Linked DNA regions of Homo sapiens: region 2 is linked to region 1. Evidence: read pairs that join two places in POLR2A ChIA-PET (ENCODE). Cell type or tissue: Caco-2. All regions are shown on one strand. Links, peaks and the distances in the headings refer to the core of each region. The heading gives the core; the rest is flanking DNA.

The links. ChIA-PET counts read pairs that join two places held together with the same protein. Peaks named below come from ENCODE experiments on the same cell type or tissue, not always from the same donor. Only the 100,000 strongest peaks of a DNase experiment are listed, where the experiment ranks them.
Region 2: POLR2A ChIA-PET joins it to region 1 with 5 read pairs; 4 of 35 experiments call an interaction of 5 or more read pairs at or near these places.

What each region holds. Positions count from the first base shown.
Region 1 is chr4:147,785,154-147,791,503 of GRCh38, forward strand. All of the region lies in intron 1 of ARHGAP10 (Rho GTPase activating protein 10), which reads left to right. Among named protein-coding and RNA genes, the nearest start is that of MIR4799, 5.7 kb to the left of the region's middle. In Caco-2, for the core only: no CTCF peak of the experiment used is centred there; a DNase peak (open chromatin) is centred at 3,401.
Region 2 is chr4:147,660,348-147,666,697 of GRCh38, forward strand. It overlaps PRMT9 (protein arginine methyltransferase 9), which reads right to left. Exons shown (of 12, transcript NM_138364.4): 7 at 499-691. Among named protein-coding and RNA genes, the nearest start is that of PRMT9, 21 kb to the right of the region's middle. In Caco-2, for the core only: no CTCF peak of the experiment used is centred there; no DNase peak of the experiment used is centred there.

The DNA of each region.
Region 1 (6,350 bases), core at 484-5,483:
CTTTCATTAGTACTTAACATTGAAACAGAGTTTTTGAATGTTCAGGCATCACTAAATCTAAAAATAAAATCACAAGGCTGTAGTTTTGCTTTTAGATTTCCCAGTTTTCAAGTGATGGCTTGTTGTGTTTTATTTCTTCTGTTGTGTCTCCAATCCAGTGCTCCATTTTTGCTTCTTTCTGTTCTCTGGTCCCGGATTTGACATGTATTGGTACAGATTCCCAGTTGCTTTCAAAAGGTGCCTTGAGAACTTTAGGCATAAGTGAAAGCTGTATTGTGCCCGTCAGATCAATAGTGTGTAACTTTTAGAACACAAATATTGCAAAGATAATGTTTATGATACCATAAGTCCTGCCATGAATTCCCTGAGCATCCCATGGGTGTATGTATATGATATCTAGGACATAAATGACATGTAGTTTATGCTTTCAAACAGAAGTCATCCAGACAACCTTCCCTCCCCCTACAACATTATCATGTCTGAGCTCTTTTTTCTTAAAATGAAAATACTAAGCTGCTTGAAGAAATGTACTGCTAAGAGGACAGGCATTTGATTTTCACTCTGTCATTGTTAGCTGTGACTTTGGCCAATTAGTGTGGATTTTCAGCAATTATTTCATATAAGGAAGATTGTACTCTGAGATTTTAATATAATAGATTTCTAAATAATTATAAAGGCATAGCTCATAGTTGACTTAAGTGATGCTCATTTTCTTTATCCTTTAGATAGGCAAACCACTCCCTATTTTCATAATTTGTCACCAAATACATTTTTCAAGTCTCTAGTAGTGAAAAACTGAGTGTATTAACTCCTTTTACAGGTCAAACTTCTTTCTGATTTCGGGAAAATTGAGATTTGTGTGTTTATTGACAAGAATTTTTCTGAGGTAGATTGTTGAAAAGCTGTTGGTTTCCTAATTTCCAGGTGCATGGTTGCTTTTTTGGTTAAAAGTAAGACAGGGGGAGACCCTGGGCTGAGGAGCTGTGAAATCTCTAAAGAGGTCTGTGAAGTAGGTTATTAAGAGGAAGTAACCTTATTAGCTGGTAGCTGGAGAGCCTGGAAGCCTCTCTTAAGCAGCTGCATCATATCCAAGAACTGATTTGCATTCATGTTACTATGAAAACAGATCAAATTGTGTCTCTAAATGTGTTTGTTTTGTGAATCTGGAAACAACAACATTCAGGTTATGTGACCACCTGAGTAACTGCCCGGTGAGACTGGGAAGTCTAGGAGCCTGCTGCGGCATCCTGAAAAGCAGCTTAGTTCTTAGCAATGGCAGGGAGAAGTGGCGTGAGTCTCAAAATCTGTAGGAAGGATTTTCTTTTTCCGCTTTTTCATTGATCTCTTTCCCTTAACCCAGATACTTTCCCATCTGCAGGAGCAAAAGGGGGGAAAATTCCATGAAACGTTGAGTTTCAATGTACAGCAGTAGGAAAAAAGTTTTAATGTTTCAAAGGATAATGGAGGATAAATGGTAACTTAAAGCATTGGTAAATATTATGCAGGTCGTGCATATGGGATGGCATACATATGGGATGGCATAGATTAGTTTTTGTGTTGGAATTTATTCAACAGTGATTACTATCTTGAACCTGTAAGACCTGTTAAAGCTATTTGAGGGTATGGGTGGAGGAAAGGTGGGTTACAGAAATGAGTCTGTATTCAGCCTGTGCTGTCTTTCCTCCTGCCCTTTCTTTGTTCAACACTCCCTGCTCCACAGTTCTCTGCTGTCCTCACTCTTGTGACAGTGGCCTTCTCCAGGGTCACACCTCTGACCTCCCTGGACTCAGTTTAGAGGATGCTTTTCATTTCTTATCTCCACCTCTTGGGAGCATGTGATATGTTGTCAGTCACTTTTTTGTTCCTGAAGTGCTTTCTTCTCTATTGTGAAGGGACCTGGAGTGCTCGGCCTGTGTGCTGAAGAATGTGCAGCTCTTCTCACTAGTCATATCTCCTCAGCAGATGACCAAGGTGGAAGCTAGAAGATCAGGGTTGTCACATAATCGGGTGCTGGAGGCTTTAGAAGCAAGGAGGGTATTTTCAGTGGGAGGATCAGGTGTGACATTCTGGTAGAAGTAGTATTTATTTATTTATTTTTTCTTTTCCTTGGGATTTGAGATGCACTTGGCACAGTGAGGGCTCAATATTTGAATGAATAAAGGCAGGGTTGAAACACACAGATGAGGGAGGAGTATTTTCAGTTTAGGAAACACATGAACACAACATCAGCAGGGGGAGAAGATGAAGCTCATGAAGGTGAAAATGAATCACTCTCTTGGCTGAGTGGAGTGATGGAAGCGGTGGGGGAGGAGGCTCGCAAATGTGTTCTTGCCAGACTGTGGAAGGCTGTGAGGATCAGCTAAGGAATCTGGGGGACTCTGGGCAGGAGAGGTGGTTGGAATTGGGAAAACTAATCTGGCAGCAGTTTGTTGAGTCAGATGGGATTAGAATGAGAAAAACCTCATTTTGGTCTCAGCTCTGGAGGGGACCAAAGTCTGAGCCCACTGCCTTCGTGCTTCCCTGGCTCAGCCCTCACAACCAATTCCCCTGTTGTCCTTCTCATTTCACCTGGCCACCTGGTGCCATGACCAGTGACCACTGAATCCTGTCGCCTTGTGTGCACAGCCTATGGAGTAGTAACAGAACCTCATCTTTGGAAGTCATGATGCCTGGGGGGAAGACAGCAGCAGCGTGACTGGAGTTAATGTGAGGCACCCGACCTGTGAGGGTTAGAGGGTCTGTGACTTAGAAAGTGAATAAGGAGGGTACCTTTGATAGGATTAGGAATAAGGGGCTTAAGGCAAAATCAGGGCTAAGAATTTAAAACCCAAATAGTTCCCGGATGTGAGAAAACTTCGTGAGAATTTACTTTAGGATTTATCATCGGTTCCTCTCCACATCTCTTTTCCTTATATCCACAAACCAAACACACCCCTGCCGTTCCACATGGACACCATAAATAGCTCCTTTTAAAAAATTTGATTTTTTTTTTTTAAAAAGCGTTTCTGAAGGGCCAGGCATGGTGGCTTGCACGTGTAATCCCAGCACTTTGGGAGGCCTAGGTGGATGGATCACGAGGTTAGGAGTTTGAGACCAGCCTGACCAACATGGTGAAACCCTGTCTCTATTAAAAATAAAAAAAAATTAGCCAGGTGTGGTGGCATGCGCCTGTAATCTCAGCTACTCAGGAGGCTGGGACAGGAGAATTGCTTGAACCTGGGAGACGGAGGTTGCAGTGAGCTGAGATCACGCCATTGCACTTCAGCCTGGGTGACAGAGCAAGACTCCTTCTCAAAAAGAAAAAAAAAAGTGCTTCTGAGGTCCAGTGAAGGTATGAAGGAAAACTTGTGAAAGCACTTTTGTTTGTCCAGTCCTTGGTGAGATTAGGGGTGAGACCAAGGGTAAGGAGATCAGCACATGGGGCTGGGAAGGGCAGGTTCCTCCATTAACCTCTACCAGCCTGCTCTGCTCCTTTTTACACATTTGCGGTATTTGGTGTGTAGAATTTGCACAGTGGGTTATAAACAGTCTGATTATCTCAAATGATATCCATGCTTGATCTCTCTTGTTGGTAAAAATGGGGAACAATATTCTTGAGGTATTTGCTGAGAGCTCTAATTATCAGTACTTTAGCAGATTCCCATGACACCAGGAAATCTAGATATTTTCACATGCTTGAGAAAACATTCATGCTTTATTAAGCTACAAGCTGTACAGCAACATCTGGAAAGTCACTCAGATGGAATAAAACCAGGTTTTGGTTGAAACATCAGTTAATATTATGAAAGAATTATAAACATGATGTTCATGCCATAAACTTATCCGGTTCTTGCAGCAGCAGCTCTCTTCAGCTAATGAAATTTTCACAGAACTGATGATATCACTGAAAACTGCAAGGTGGTGACTGCTTTTGTGAGTGTGACCTCCCCTCTTAGCGTCTCCCACTGTCTTTGGGAGTGAGCACTGGGGAAGGAGGCTATTTTTGTGAACACTATCTGCTGCTTTCCATTCAGTCGTGGAGAAGTCAATTCAACTGTAAGCTTAAGTTCAGCATGGCATAATTATTATCTAAGCAATATTTCATCAAGGTGCATTTCTATTTAAGTGGGCTGAGGGCCACTTGGTTGTGTTTTCCACATATTTTATTTATGTTTGAGTCAGAGTCTCACTCTGTCACCAAGGCTGGTGTGCAGTGGCACGATCTCAGCTCACTGCTACCTCTGCCTCCCCGGTTCAAGCGATTCTTGAGCTTCAGCCTCCTGGGTAGCTCGTATTACAGGCATGTGCCACCATGCTTAGCTAATTTTTTTGTATTTTTAGTAGAGATAGGGTTTCACTCTGTTGACCAGGCTGGTCTTGAACTCCTGGCCTCGGCCTCCCAAAGTGCTGATTACAGGCGTGAGCCACCATGCCCGGCCCACATGTTTTAAATGACATATTTTAAATGACATTCCTAACTAATGCAATATTCTGATTTAGAAACTGAAGACACTTTGGCCACCTGGCCAAATCTCACATTTTAGATAGTTTTCAGGTAAATGGAGACTAACTGGCCTGCCCAGTGCACACAGCTAGGTGGTATCAGAACTCTGACCTTTTGTATTTTCACTTCCTATTTGGGTCTTTACCAAATAAGCAAAGCTTCATCTGTAAAACAGATGGAAGTCATTAAAAATCAGAGCATTCCTGTTGGTCCAGGGAGACAGGATGCAGATGATGTGTGGGAGTCTCATCAGCTCCCCAAGGCAGGGATTTATGAGGGCTCACATCGGAACCTTTCCTATTAGCAATTAAGAAGGTGTGTTCGTAATGAACAGAAAGGTGTGTTGGTGTGTGGATTTTTTTTTTTTTTTTTTTTTTTTTAAATCCTAGTCTCTTAGCTCAGGCTGCCATAACAAAATACCACAGACTGGGTGGCTCCAACAACAGACATTTAGTTCTCACAGTTCTGGAGGCTGGGAAGTCCAAGATCAAGGTGCTGGTATATTCGGTATCTGGTGAGGGCCCACTTCCTGACTTGCACGCCACCTTCTTGCTGTGTCCTCACTTGGGACACGGGAAGAGAGAAAGAGAAAACACATGCTTGAGTCTCCTTCTCTTACAATAATTCCATAAGGTGGGCTTCACCTTTGTGACCTCATCTAAACTTAATCAACTCCCAGAGGTGCCACCTCACATGGGGGTTAGTGTTTCAACATATGAATTTTGGGGGAAACGCAAACATTCAGTTCGTAACACCTAGTAATACCTTTAAAAAATGGGCTGTCTGGCAGAAAGTATGTTCTCAATTGTTGAGAAGATCCAGTGTATCAGTAATTATTATTCATACTCTCAAATATTCTAAGATGTAACAAAACATTTGAAAATATTCAGAGGTGACTAGATTAATAATTCGACTTTTTTCTACCTGCTTGTCCAGTTCATTAAGCAAATATTTACTTGAGCACCTCTTATGAGTCAGGCCCTGTGCTAGATTCTGTGCCAAAGGGATAATAAAAACCTGAGCTAGAGTAGCCCACATTTGGTGGCCAATGTTAAAGTTATATGCTGTTATTTTCTAACTATCATATTCAAATAAGTTTTATCAAGTTTCCTTCTGGTCGTGTCTTTCCTTTTGGATGAAATATTGTAAACATAGTACATAGAGAATACTATACTGAATACTTCAGTACTTGCATTTGGCCTTATCAGATTTTAATATTTGAAGGAAACAAGTCAAAATATTTTTTAATATAAGTAAATCTCTGTGAGAGTTGAAGGCTCCTGTGACCCCTCCTCATCCTGTGTCCTTACCATTCTATAAGTAACCACTATTGTGGATTTGGGATGTTTCATTGCCACATATGTTTTTATATGTGTACATATTATACATATTATATATGTATGAGTTTATGAGTAATGTAAGGTATATTGTTTTGAAACTTTATGAAAATAACAGCAAACTGTACATATTCTTTACTTTTTTTTTTTTTTTTTGAGACAGAGTCTCTCTTTGTCACCAAGGCTGGAGTGCAGTGGTGCGATCTCAGCTCACTGCAGCCTCTGTGTCCCAGGTTCAAGTGATTCTCCTGCCTCGGCCTCCTGAGTAGCTGGGATTACAAGCGCCTGCCACCATGTCTGGCTAATTTTTGTATTTTTAGCAGAGACAGGGTTTTGCTATGTTGGCCAGGCTGGTCTCAAACTCCTAGCCTCAGGTGATCTGCCTGCCTCAGCCTCCCGAAGTGCTGAGATTACAGGCATGAGCCACTGCGCCCGGCCTCTTCTGTACTTTAGGAGGAAAAAAAGCCACATTATTTTTTCCTTTTTGCTACATTCTGTAGTTCTTTTTTAAAAACCTAACATATAGCATT
Region 2 (6,350 bases), core at 769-5,768, 120 kb before region 1:
GGCTGGCACAGTGGCTCCTATGCCTGTAATCCTAACACTTGGGGAGGCCAAGGTCAGCAGATCGCTTGAGCTCAGAGTCTGAGACCAGCGTGGGCAACATGGCAAAACCGCATCTCTACTAAAAATATAAAAATTAGCCGGGCACAGTGGTACATGCCTGTAGTCCCAGCTACTTGGGGGACTGAGGCAGGAGGATTGCTTGAACCTGGGAGGTCGAGGCTGCAGTGAGCCGAGATGGTGCCACTGCACTCCAGCCTGGGTGACAGAGCAAGACACTGTCAAAGAAAGAAAAGAAAGAAAGGAAAGAAAAGCAAGGAAACCAAGGAAGAAAGCAAATAATTTCAGGAAGAAATTCTAATTACCCTTTAATCATTTTCTTTACATACAATAAGTGGAATCTTCATGCAAACTCATAAAATAAAGACTGTCTGTCCTATATATTATTTTAAACAATGCATGAAATTTAATGCTTGAAAATAGTAACTGAATTTTTTTCACCTGAAGGTTGTTGAAATCTACTGTCATAATTTCAAAGCACTCTGTCAAAGCCAAATATCCTCCAGGAACTCGACTCATCTTTTCAGTTGTATAAGGTTCAATTGTTTCTTCAGTATCTACAGAAGAATAAGCCGGACTCTGAAATTTCACATTTGTTGGCAAATGGATACCAGCAATGTCCTTAATACCCACTCTGGAGAGAGAGAAAATAGGGGAGGGGTAGGAAGATGGATTTTTTTAGAATCAAGTAACATATCTAATACTGAGTCCAGAAAAAAATACAAAAATGAAATAAAACCTCATGAGCAAAGATTTCTTAAACATAACTACATAATACACACACATATAAAACCACTAACTATAAAGGAAAACAACTATAAATAGGTCTATAATAAAATTAAGAATGTCTGCTCACTAAAAAAAAAAAAAAACACCCTGTAATAAAGTAAAAAGCAAGCAACTAAGATATTTGTAATAACTATATTCAATAAAGGGCTCATGTCCAAAATATATTTTAAAATTCCTACATATCAATAAAAAACAAAAATGGGCAAAAGACTTAGACACTTCACCAAAGAACATATCCAAATGGCCAATAAGCACATGAGAAAAGGTGCTCAGCTTCAACAGCCACCCAGGAAATGGAGTTAAAATCACAATGCAGGCCAGGCGCGGTGGCTCATGCCTGTAATCCCAGCACTTTGGGAGGCCAAGGCGGGTGGATCACGAGGTCAGGAGATCGAGACCATCCTGGCTAACACAGTGAAACCCTGTCTCTACTAAAAATACAAAAGATTAGCCGGGCGTGTTGGCGGGCGCCTGTAGTTCCAGCTACTTGGAAGGCTGAGGCAGGAGAATGCAGTGAACCCGGAAGGCTGAGCTTGCTGTGAGCCGAGATCACGCCACTGCACTCCAGCCTGGGCAACAGAGCGAGACTCCATCTCAAAAAAAAAAAAAAAAAAAAAAAATTCACAATGCATACTACGCATCTGACAGAATGGAAAAAAACAAGTAGTCAATAGCAAGTATGGTAAGGATACAGTCTCATACACCATTGGAGTATAAAATCAGTAAGATCACTTTGGAAGACTACTTTGTAGTACCAATTCGAGCTGAGCATACCTATTCAGATTCATTCTTAATGTAGGAACCTCACAGTGTTTGGCATTTCCACTTCTGAGAATATAGTCAACAGAAATTAATACATATTATCACCAAAAGAATGTTCAAGAATGTTTATAGCTACACTGCTTCTGATAGCGAAAAAAAACTGATATAACCTAAACATCTATCAGTAATATAACAGACAAATCTAGTATAGTCATATAATGGAGTATGATTCCGCAATGAGAATAAACAAACTAAACACAAAAGAAGCTAGGCACGCAAAAACAAGTCACACTGTATGGTTCTATTTGTATAAAATTCAAAACAAGCAACACTAATCTACGGTGTTAGAAGTCAGATAGTAGGTGCTCTAGGGAGAGTGGGGCACTGGTAAAGAGATGGGGTTTCTTCCTGCACACTTTATATTATATAGCGGTAATATTCTGGTCCTTGATGTCAGCACTGATTACCCAGGTCTATCAACTTCATGAAAATTCATCAAATCATAAACTTATGGCTTACACACTTGCTATAACAATGTTTGATGTCAACAAAAATTTACATTGGGCCAGGCATGGTGGTTTACACCTGTAATCCCAGTACTTTGGGAGGCCAAGGTGGGAGGATCACTTGAGTCCAGGAGTTAAAGACCAGCATGGACAACATAGCAAGATTCTTCTAAGTAAAATAAAATAAAATAGCCAGGTATGGTGGTGTGTGCCTAGAGTTCTAGTTACTTGGGAGGCTGAAGCAGGAGGATCACCTGAGCCTAGGAGTTCAAGGCTGCAATGAGCTATGATCACATCACTGCACTCCAGCCTAGGCAACAGAGCGAGACCCTGTCTCAAAAAAACAAAAAAAACAAAAAAGAAAATTTACAATGAAAATTTAAACATTTTGTAAAAGGAAACTACTCCAACCTCATCTCACCTTACCTCATCTCAGTGGCACTTTTTTAAGAGAATTTGCCTTTATAAAATTTCAAAAGTTCAAATAATCTACTTTTACAGATTATTACACTCTCAAAAGATGAATCAGCAAATGGAACTACTAATAATTTTTTTTTTTTTTTTTGAGACAGAGTCTTGCTCTGTCGCCCAGGCTGGAGTGCAGTGGCACAATCTCGGCTCACTGCAAGCTCAGCCTCCCCAGTTCACGCCATTCTCCTGCCTCAGCCTCCCGAGTGGCTGGGACTACAGGCGCCTGCCACCACGCCTGGCTACTTTTTTGTATTTTTAGTAGAGACGGGGTTTCACCATGTTAGCCAGGATGGTCTCGATCTCCTGGCCTCATGATCCGCCCGCCTCAGCCTCCCAAAGTGCTGAGATTACAGGCATGAACCACCGCGCCCAGCCTACTATGATTTCAATAACTCAAAATTAAAAGTCACAAGTTGAAACAAAAAAGATGTGACAATTTTTTGTGTGTGAGACAAGGTCTCATGCTGTCGCCCAGGCTGGAGTACAAAGGTGTGATCTTGGCTCACTGCAACAACCTCCATCTACCAGGCTCAAGCAATTCTCCTATCTCCACTTCCTGAGTAGCTGGGACTACAGGTGCATGCCACCACGCCCAGCTAATTTTTGTATTTTTTATAGAGACAGGGTTTCGCTGTGTTGCCCAGGCTGCTCTCAAACTCCTGAGCTCAGGCCATCTGCCCACCTTTGCCTCCCAAAGTCATGGTATTAAAGGCGTGAGTCACTGCGCCCAGCCAGACAATTTCTTGCTAATGTATTATAAACTACGTGAATATATATTGTCAAAACTTCAAGCCATATGGTAAAAAGTCCACCTTCACAGTACTCGTCCTCTCATTTCTTCACTGTTAAAAGTTTAATGTGTATCCTTCCATACCTTTTTTTAATATTTGTATATAACACTCTATTTGTACATTACTGAAACATTCTGTATCATTTGTGAGTAGGTTATATTCATCATGCCTATTTATCTCTCAAAAGATACTTGTGTATCTTTATTAAAAATGAGAATATTCTCTTAATCACAGCAATCAAATTCAGTATTATCTAACCTACAGTTCATATTCTGTATTTGTCAACTGAATCAAAAATCAATAATGCAGGCAGGGCACAGTGGCTCATGCCTGTAATCCAAGCACTTTAGGAGGCTAAGGCAGAAGGATCCCTTGAGTCCAGGAGTTCAACACAGCAAGACAGCAAGACCCTGTCTCTATAAAACTTTAAAAAATTAAGCAGACATAGTGGTGCACACCTGTGGTTGGCAGCTCCTCAGGAGGCTGAAGTAGGAGGATCACTTGAGCTTGGGAGGTCAAGACTGCAGTGAGCCATGATTGAGCCACTGTGCTCCAACCAGGGCAACACAGCAAGATCAAAATATACATATATAGTTTTTTTCCCCAATACAGGTCATAGTTTCAATTTAGCTGTCCTGTCTCTTTAATCTCCTTTCATCTTAAACAGTTCTTCATCTTTGCTTTGTCTCTCATGTCACTGACATTTTTTAAGAAGGTAGGCCAATTGTTTTACAGAATGGTCCCAACTAGGGTTTGTCCAAGGTTTTCTCACAATTAGATTGCAGGCTGTACATTTTGGATGTGGTACTATATAAGCAATGCATCCTCAAAGCATCAAATCTGGAGCAATCTTACTGTTGATGTTAGCTTTAATCACTTGGTTAAGATGTTGTGTGGTCACCAGGGCCTGTTGGGGGATAGGGGCAAGGGGAGGGAGAGCATTAGGACAAATAACTAATGCATGCGGGGCTTAAAACCTAGATGATGGGTTGATAGGTGCGGCAAACCACCATGGCACATGTATACCTATGTAACAAACCTGCATGTTCTGCACATGTATCCCAGAACTTAAAGTAAAATTAAATTAAATTAAATTTTTTAAAAAAACAGGCCGGGCACAGTGGCTCACACCTGTAATCCCAGCACTTGGGGAGGCCGAGGCAAGCAGATCACCTGAGGTCGGGAGTTCGAGACCAACCTGGCCAACATGATGAAACCCCTCTCTACTAAAAAAAAATACAAAAAATCAGCCGGGCATGGTGGCAGGCATGCCTGTAATCCCAGCTACTTGGGAGGCTGAGGCAGGAGAATCACTTGAACATGGGAGGTGGAGGTTGCAGTGAGCCAAGATCGCGCCACTGCATTCCAGCCTGGGAAACAAGAGCGAAACTCTGTCTAAACAAAAAAAAAAAAAAAAAAAGATGTTGTCTGGCTTCTTCCCTATATACTTACAATCTTTCCTTTTGTCGTAATTTGAAAGATACTTTGAAACTATATAAATGCCCTGATCCTCATCAGATTTCCCTCCATTGATTTAGGATCTATTGATGATTCTTGCCTTCCAAAAACTAATTCTGCCTCATTTTTTCTATACTATTAGTTGGCATTTACTGTAAGGACGAGCTGTACTTTTATCCCCATTTATGTATTTATTAATCTGCTTAAGATACATAGAAATTCAGGGATTCTTATTCAGTGGGTTTCAATCCATTAGGGCCCTTATTTATTTTGGTGATTAAATTGTCCCAGATTTGGCCAGTGGGAGAGTCTTCAAGCATGCTGCTGTGTCCTTTTGCTCCCCTTTCCCCCACCAAATCCCTTTTTGAGCACTTCCTCACTTTCTAATACAGGATGCCCCAGAATCATATTGAATCTATTCCACCCCAGTACTGGAATCAGCCATTGCTCCAAGAAGCTATAGTTCCTTTTGGTGAGAAATGGTATTTAAAAACCAAGATCTGGGTTCTAGGTATGCTCACTGCTCCTAAGATTATGCCTTGTCTTTCTCACTTAATAGTATGCCATAAACTTCCTTCCTTGTCTATACATGTACCTTAACCATTTTTTTGCATAATACTACATTAGGTGACTGTTACATCATAATTTATTGAAATACTTTCTTACTAATATAAACATTCAGATAATTTGTTTGCTTTGATTTTTCCAATTACAGTATTATAGTGAACATCCTTGTACACACATCACTGCACACATGTATGAGTATTTATCAGGATAGATTCCCAGACACGGAAATGCTAGATCAAGGACACAAACATCTTTAGTGTTGCTAGAAAAGGCCAAATCAAGCTACTAAAATGTTGCACTAACAGTGTATAAATTTTCCATAAACCTATGAGAAAATAAGATATCAAACAACTTTAATGTGCTAACATAAGCAGTTAGAAATTGTTATCCCATTGGTTTTAATTTCCATTTCTCTGATTAATAGACAATTATATTCATGCTTTGTTATAAAAGTTGCAAATATTTATCTCAGTCTGTCACTTGTTTTTTAACTTTATAGTATCCTTCACCAGATAGATTTTTTTCAATTGTTTTAAAATGTGGTCACATTTGTCAATGTTCTGTGGCTTCTGGGCCCTACTCTGTGTTTTGCTTTGGAAGGTCTCCATCAAATAGATTTTTTGGCCCTCAGATGTTTAACTCACCCAGAATTAAAAGTAGGGATCTAACTTTTTTCCCCAAATGAAGCACACCATTTCCATTTCCTGAATAGTTTATCCCTTCCCCCAATGATCTGAAATATCACACCTGTATCATATACTAAATCCATATAAATTCAAAGGTCTGTATCTAGATTCTTTATTGTGTTCCACTGATGTATTTGTCTTTCTGCATCAATACATTGCTGTTTTTTACTTCTAGGTTTTTATATCTAATAAGGCAAGTTTAGTTTCCTTGGATATTCTTAAACATTTGCTTATTGAGAAGAGCATTAAATTCAGCTGATTAG